Regions from separate parts of the Mus musculus genome. Here all the other regions are linked to region 3. A link is a loop called in an ENCODE intact Hi-C map of the cell type or tissue named here. Cell type or tissue: left cerebral cortex. All regions are shown on one strand.

Region 1 (2,500 bases), 78 kb after region 3:
AGGAGCACACTGATTGGTTAACCAATACCAAATGGTCAGCACTGGAAACATACATACAAGTCAAATTATATAGACTGCAGGTTGTACTTATGTGTTTAGTAATATATATGTATATGTAAATGCATATATGCATGTATATAACAACAATTTATTTAAGAGAGGTCATGAATTTGAAAGAGATCAAGAAGGATGTTTGGAGGGAAGAACTGGAGAAATAATGTCATTATATTATAATCTCAAAAAACAAATAGCTACCTGGGGTGGTAACCTGGGGCAATAGTCCACACCTGTAATTCTAACACTGCAAGGATGGGGACAGATGGATCTCTGGGGCTCATGTTCATGCAACCTAGCCTACTTGGTAAGATGCAAGCCATAGAAAGACATCTCAAAAAAACAAGGTGACAACACCTAGGTAACAATAGCAGAGCTTGCCCTCTGACCTTCACACACATGCAGTCTAACCCACAAGCTTAAATCCACCTACACACTAACACAAAAGTTCAGAAACTGTTAATATATTCCCTACTATTAACCTAGTCCATACAAGCACATTAGAAAAGACTACTATTATTGTCCCTATTTCATAGCTGGATAACATAAGGCTCAAAGAAGCTACACAGCACGTCAAGTAACTATTTATACCAAACAGTAGAATTTGAATCCAGATAGTGATGCTCAGAACCCATGCAGATGACAAGGCTTTCCCTTCAGCCATCCAACCAGTGGCTTAAGTAGGTGCTAAAGAACCAGCTCTCCCAACTAATGTGTGGTCCATTGAATAAGTTTGGTCCAAGACAGCACATCCTCTGTAACCAGATATAGACATTTCCCTCATATCAGCTAGCCGTGCTTTTATTACAAAAGTGCAGCTAAGCCTCTCAAGTTGCAAGATAAAAACAAAAACATATTTTAGGTGTCTACTTTTAAAAGTACTGTAGGAACATCTTTATGCCCACATGAATGTCACTGGGCATTTATAACCTGACAGAAGAACTAAAGTAGAAAGCTCAGATAACAAAAGAAGAAACGGGTGAGTTGGGCTAATTTGAAGTTACAGCCTTGTGTGCATCAAAAGACACCAGAGAAGACAGTGAAAAGCAGCCCATGGAATGAGAAGAAATCATTTCAGAGCAGACAGCTAGCTAGGTTCACATCCAGAATATATAAAGAAAGCCTGTAACTTAACATAGAAAGACAACCAACCTAATTTGAAGATGGGCAAAGGACTTACAGACAATTCTTTGAAGAGGCCAAGAAACATCCCAAAAGATGCTCCATATCACTGTTAGAGAAATGCAAGTCATCACAATGAAATTACAGCACTCCAAGAGGCAGAGACTGGCAGATCTCTGTAAGTTTGAGGTTAACCTGGTCTATACAGTGGAGTTCAGGTCAGCCAGTGCTATGGAATGAGAATATGTGACCTTGTCACAAAAAAAGAAAAAGATGATAATGTGTTGGGGTAGTTACTATTTAAAAATAGAAATGGTGAGAGAGATGTGGAAATTTTGAAAATTCTATCAGGTATTCACAGAAATTAAAATAATACACCCTTGTAAAACAGTGTGCTGGTTCTTCACAACATCAAAATCAGAATTATCATATAATACAAAATTCTGAGTACGAACCCACAGGAATTGTAAGCAGGATGCCAAAGAGATGTCTGTACAGCCAAGTTCACTGGATAAGTAAATGAAGGAATTAATCAAAGTGTCCATCAACAGATGGTGCAGACACAAAATGAAAAATAGAATTTAACCAACTCCAAGCTGGAGAGATGGCCCCACAGGTAAAGGCACTTGCCTCTTAAGCCTGGTGATCACATCCCTAGAACTCATGATAGAAGGTGAAAAATAACTATCCAGAAGTTGTCCTCTGATCTCCAAATGTGTGCAGTGGCACCCATACACCTATTCTCATGTACACACACAATACAAACAGACATACAATAATAATTATGAAAGGACAGTCTGATATATGCCCTACAACACTGATGAACCTTGTGGACCTTATACAATGAAATAAGACAGACAGACAGACAGACAGACAGACACACACACACACACACACACACACACACAGGACAAGGGCAGTATTCTGTGAGAAGTAATTATAGTCAAAACTTACAAAGTAGCAGAGTGATGGCTGCCAGAGGCACCACCAGCACTCACCTCTCCCAACTTTCTGACTGCAGATACAATGTGGACAACTGCCTCACACTCCAGATGCCATGCCTTCCCCACAATGATGGACTTTGCCCTCAAATCATGAGCAAGAACAAGGCCTTCCTCCCATAAGTAGCTTCTGTTGAGGATTTTATGACAGCCATGGAAAAGTAACTTTTATGGACAATAAATTTTCTAACACATATATTTACCACAATGAATTGTTTTCCGATAGATAGATAGATAGATAGATAGGTGATGGAGAGAGAGAGAGAGAGAGAGAGAGAGAGAGAGAGAGAGAGAGAGAGAGAGAGAGACTCAACCTGCAGTAA
Region 2 (2,500 bases), 99 kb after region 3:
TAATCTTCAAAAGACCAAGGACCTCTCCTCCCATTGATGGCCGACTAGGCCATCCTCTGCTACATATGCAACTAGAGACACAAGCTCTGAGAGATACTGTTAGTTCATATTGTTGTTCTACCTATAGGGTTGCAGACCCCTTTAGCTCCTTGGGTACTTTCTCTAGCTCCTTCTTAGGGGCCCTGTGTTCCATCCAGTAGATGACTGTGAGCATCCACTTCTGTATTTGCCGGGCACTGGCATAGCCTCACAAGAGATAGCACACCCTAAGGTCCTGGAAGTAAAGATTTCAATAAACCTTTTTGGATAACACAACTCAACTTTCCAGAGAGCAATAGAGGCATCTTCAAAGAACTGTGTTGTGAAAGACTTAATCCACATGGGTTCACAGAACAGAACTAAGAATTTGGATGGGAATGGGGTGGGGAGATGGCTCAATAAATAAAGTGCTTGCTCTGCAAGCATGGGGGGCTGCGTTCAGATCCCCAGCATCCTGCAGCATGTATCTGTGACCTCCGGGTTCTAGGGACCAAACGGCAGATCCCAAAGGTTCACTGGCTAGTCAGGCTAGCTAAGCAATCTCTGGATGGATGAGACCTTGTCTCAAAACCAAGGTGGAGAGCAACTAAGGAAAGCATCCAGTATCACCCTCCGACCTACACACACACACACATACACACACAATAGGAGGGATTACAAAATGTACAATAGGAAGATACAAAACGTAGCTACTTATAAAGATGATTCTAAAATGCAAACTGAAACAACTGTGCCCCCACCCTAAAGCTGAGCCAGAGAAAGCACAGGGTAGTAGTGGAGACGGTCTTTGGTCTCTGTTCCCTAGGAAAGCGATGGAGCTACATGGCCTCCTCCTGCTCTCCTCAACCTGATTCTCCTGTTCTCTGGCATAAGGGAGCCATTTTTAACCGTGCTGATTTTTAAGCTGCTGTTTCCAAAAGTTGATGTAAGAAGATGAGCTTGGAGATAGTGCCGGCTGCTGTGAGAAATGGAGCGTGAATCGTGGGTTCAGGAAATGAATATAAATTCAGCAGCTATTTTAATTTTTAATTGGAAAAAAAAAAGCCCATCCCAGCTGGAAAGAATAGAACAAGTATGTTCCATGCACAACACTATAGAAAGTATTTGCTAGCACTTCGTGTTGCCTGCCTCTGCCATCCCCACAATGGGGATGGAAGGATGTGTATAGGGGCAGCTGCCATTGCTGCCTGACTCCCTGGATAATAGAGGTCATGGTTTATGGGCACATGCTATTCTGCTCCAGGCGAGGCCTCATTGGTATGCAGGCATGGAAACCCAGCTGCTGGCCCCACACACTGATCAGATTTAGAAACTTAGTAATAATGTAAAAATGTCCCATATTTTTCTGGGAAGTTTCGCAATCAACTGGAGCAGGTGGGAACAGAAATGGGTCATGAGGACTGGCATTTACTAGGCACCTGCTGTGTGCTGGGCATTACTCAGTGAGTCACAGGAGCTTCCAATTCTGCCTAAGAAGGGGTTGGTACAGGTACATGTTGTACATGTGCCAGCATATGGCAATCTCCATGGAAACTGAAGGAAAAGGGAAGAAGCATAAAGTACTTGAAGAAAAGAAAGCAAAGATAGATCAAAGGTGCATGAAGGCCAAGCAGGAAAAGCAGCTTTCATCCATGGTGAATTAGGCAACCTCCTTGGGAGCCTTGCCTCCAGCAGGTGTAACTAATCTGGACAAGACTCGGGGTCAATGGAGATCAGAGACACAAGATGCCTGAAACTGAGGCTTGAGATGGATGAATGTTGAAAGAGCTGAGAGGATGGTAATTCTTGTCTATCGTGGGAGTCTCCCCAAGGCAGGTGGACTCCTCTGGGTATTTAGTTGTCTCTGCCGAGGGTTGTGATGCATCCAGAGCCCTGGCTGTGTTATTTCCACCTGCTTTATATTTACCAATATGATGCTGGGAGACAATCAGAGAGATTGTTCACAAAGCAGTTTCCTAAATCTCACCCTCAGAGATATGAGAGAAAAAGAGAGAGAGAGAGAGAGAGAGAGAGAGAGAGAGAGAGAGAGAGAGAGAGAGAGAGAGAGAGAAAGAGAGAAGAAGAAGAAGAAGAAGAAGGAGGAGGAGGAGGAGGAGGAGGAGGAAGAGGAGGAAGGAAGGAAGGAAGGAAGGAAGGAAGGAAGGAAGGAAGGAAGGAAGGAAGGAAGGAAAAAGGATGTCTTTAGTGGCCGCTGGAGATGTACATCATAAGATGGAAGGCAGGGGTGTCAGAGATGTTCAGCTTCCAGAGAACTTAGAAGCACTTTGGGCTATGCCTAATTCTCTCCATGACTGTTCTCTCTTTCACAGATTAGTTTGAATTACACCGTAACTTCCCAGATGCTTTCCCATTAAAATGAAACGTGGATGTTTGTAAAATATCCACCACTAGGAAGACTGTAGGCACAATGGGCACAAAGTCCTGCCCTGGTTGAAACCTACACCAAACCTGGGAGGCAATA
Region 3 (2,500 bases):
CTAACCTGGACCCCTGGAAGCTCACAGAGACTGAGTCACCAACGGAAGAGCATACAGGGGCTGCTCCATGGCTTCCAGCACTTATGTAACAGAGGGCTGCCTTGTCTTGCCTCAGTGGGAGAGGATGCGCCTAATCCTGTAGAGACTTAATGCCCCAGGGCGGGGGGATACTCAGAGGGGCACCCTCTCAGAGGTGAAGGGGAGGAAGGACCAGGAGGGAGCAGCATTTAGGATGTAAATAAATAAAATAATTAATTAATTTTAAAAAATGTTCCTCTACTTTTCAGCAGCACTGCAAGCTATGAAACCAAGGTTTTAACATGTGGATTTTTGGAAAACATTCAAACTATAGCAACATGGTAGGGAATTAATTAACTTTCCCAGCTTTGATTGTCCCCCAGTTCACCCATCCTAAATCTTTAACTAAGTGGACTCATTGACTTTTCCCATATTGTCTTTTGAGGAACAGTAGCTTCAGGTGTGAAACTATATTCTAAAAACCTAAAACTTCCAGTGTTCAAGCGTGGGAAGTCATCTTAATGAAAGGTGAGCAGGGTTCTCTTTCAAGGAGGGTGAATTGATGCCATCAGAATTTCTCAAGAGGGCAACGAATAAGCAGAGTTTTCCAAACTTCCTGGAAGTCTTCCTGGTGAGTCTTCTTCAAGATACACTTAGCAGAATGGGGATTTCAGTGGTTACATTCTGGGGAGAACCAGACCGTGGGCTCACAGTCAGAAACACACTGTAGTGTGCATCTATCGCAGGTCCTGGCTGACACAAAACTGAGCTATTCATTAAATGTGAACAGAAAGGAAGTCGATGTGTGCTCACAATGAGCCTTGCCTCTGCCAGCAATGACCTGGGTCATTCTCATTTCTTCTGCCTGGCTGGGGAGGAAGCATGTGAGGTCAGATCACCTCTGAAATTTGGTGTTTTGCTTTGTTTTGTATTTTGTTTGGGTACTTGTTTGTTTGTTTAAAGACATTCCCAATGGTCTGCCAGATGCCCCATTCCTTCCCTTGTGACATTTGGGGACAATGGGCATGGGCAGGTTCTCACCCCTCTCCTAAGTACACACTTCAACAGGATGGTTACTCAGAGTCCTTTGAGAATCCATCCTTGTCCAGTGTGGCTGGCTGGTGTATTCAGTTATGAACTTGCAGGCCCTACTTTATGGGAGCTCCACCAACAGCCTCTTGCAGAATTTCCACAAGCTAGTATAATTTTAATGTAGAAGGGTGTTACATTTTGCCCCCTCCGCTTGTAGCACCAAAAAAGAATGTCCCAACAATAGGACTGTGCTTGTGAAAATAGTGATCTAACTTTGTCATTTCCTCCCAAGGAAGTAAAAATAATTTTCACAATGCCCACGAAACAGTACCACTCAAGCTATTCTAGTAAGGCATGTTCAGCTTTTTAAAAATAATTTACTTAAAAAATAATTGTTATCCTGTTTTCTTCTTTGTTTTACTCATATCCTGTATTTTTTATTGTAAAAGAATAAATTCCTATAAAATTTCAGAAAAAAATGGGGTCATTAAAGATTAAAAATAGAAATCCCATCACCCAGGGAAAACCCACTTTCTCTATTTATATATTTATTTTATGTGTATTCCATATGCATTTCTCTCATTTTATGTTTCTTTCACTAGAAATTATTTATACTTGCATATACATATTCATAAGGGCATGCATATACATCATCCTAGGAAGAAATACATATGCAAAATCATTTTCTCCATCCTGGGATTGCAGCATATGTAATCTTCAGGGTTTTTTTTGTTTTGTTTTGTTTTTTGTTTTTTTTTTTTGGTTGTAGCCTAGGTAGTTTACAAGGCTGGACGTTACCATTGCCAATCGCCTGAGATGTTGGTTTCTACAAGCAATGATGAATTTACAAGCTCCTGTCAGACTTAAGACATAATGGCTGTGGCATTACTATCAATGATTCTTCTAGAAAGCAATTAGACTTGGCATTGCTATCGCTACCTAATGTGTTTATATCGGCTCCTGTAATTGTTTTCTGAAGCCATAAATTTCTCCAGTTAATTATAAACAAATTGCTCTGCTTAATTAATGGGCATCACTAACGGGTATTATCTAATATGCATATGAATGAACCTTGTGACAGCCTCAGAGGGGCTGGATTAATGATGTTGGGATGGTGGGCCTGAGAGAAAAGTGAATCAGCCAGAGACAAGGTCTGGAGGCAGCCCAGGAAGCTGAACAGTTAAACGAACTGAAGGTCCCAAATACAAAGCGTGGGGCACAACTAGCACCCAGAGTCTGAGGACGAAGCTCATTCTGCAGCGTAGCCTCTTGCTGTCTCTGAGAGTCAAGGGTTGATCTTGGAGACAAGTTCAGGGACCCAAGCATCACAAATGGCGGAGCTGTGGATACAACCCAGAGGAATCCTGTTCTTCTGCAGGCATGGCTTAAGTGAAAAAAGCCAAGGGTCGCACGGTGAGAGCAGTCTCTTTCCTTCAAGCGTTGTGAAATT

The links. Hi-C counts contacts between places; a loop is a spot of excess contacts. Peaks named below come from ENCODE experiments on the same cell type or tissue, not always from the same donor. Only the 100,000 strongest peaks of a DNase experiment are listed, where the experiment ranks them.
Region 1: a loop joins it to region 3, with 5 times the contacts of the local background. A loop is called at or near these places in 4 of 42 quality-filtered maps.
Region 2: a loop joins it to region 3, with 10 times the contacts of the local background. A loop is called at or near these places in 3 of 42 quality-filtered maps.

The regions. Positions count from the first base shown.
Region 1 is chr7:111,317,288-111,319,787 of GRCm38, reverse strand. No RefSeq gene overlaps it. Among named protein-coding and RNA genes, the nearest start is that of Gm33145, 33 kb to the right of the region's middle. In left cerebral cortex, no CTCF peak of the experiment used is centred here; a DNase peak (open chromatin) is centred at 1,005.
Region 2 is chr7:111,296,197-111,298,696 of GRCm38, reverse strand. No RefSeq gene overlaps it. Among named protein-coding and RNA genes, the nearest start is that of Gm33145, 12 kb to the right of the region's middle. In left cerebral cortex, no CTCF peak of the experiment used is centred here; DNase peaks (open chromatin) are centred at 1,014 and 1,308; H3K27ac peaks cover 2,042 bases.
Region 3 is chr7:111,394,920-111,397,419 of GRCm38, reverse strand. No RefSeq gene overlaps it. Among named protein-coding and RNA genes, the nearest start is that of Gm33145, 110 kb to the right of the region's middle. In left cerebral cortex, no CTCF peak of the experiment used is centred here; a DNase peak (open chromatin) is centred at 1,259; H3K27ac peaks cover 229 bases.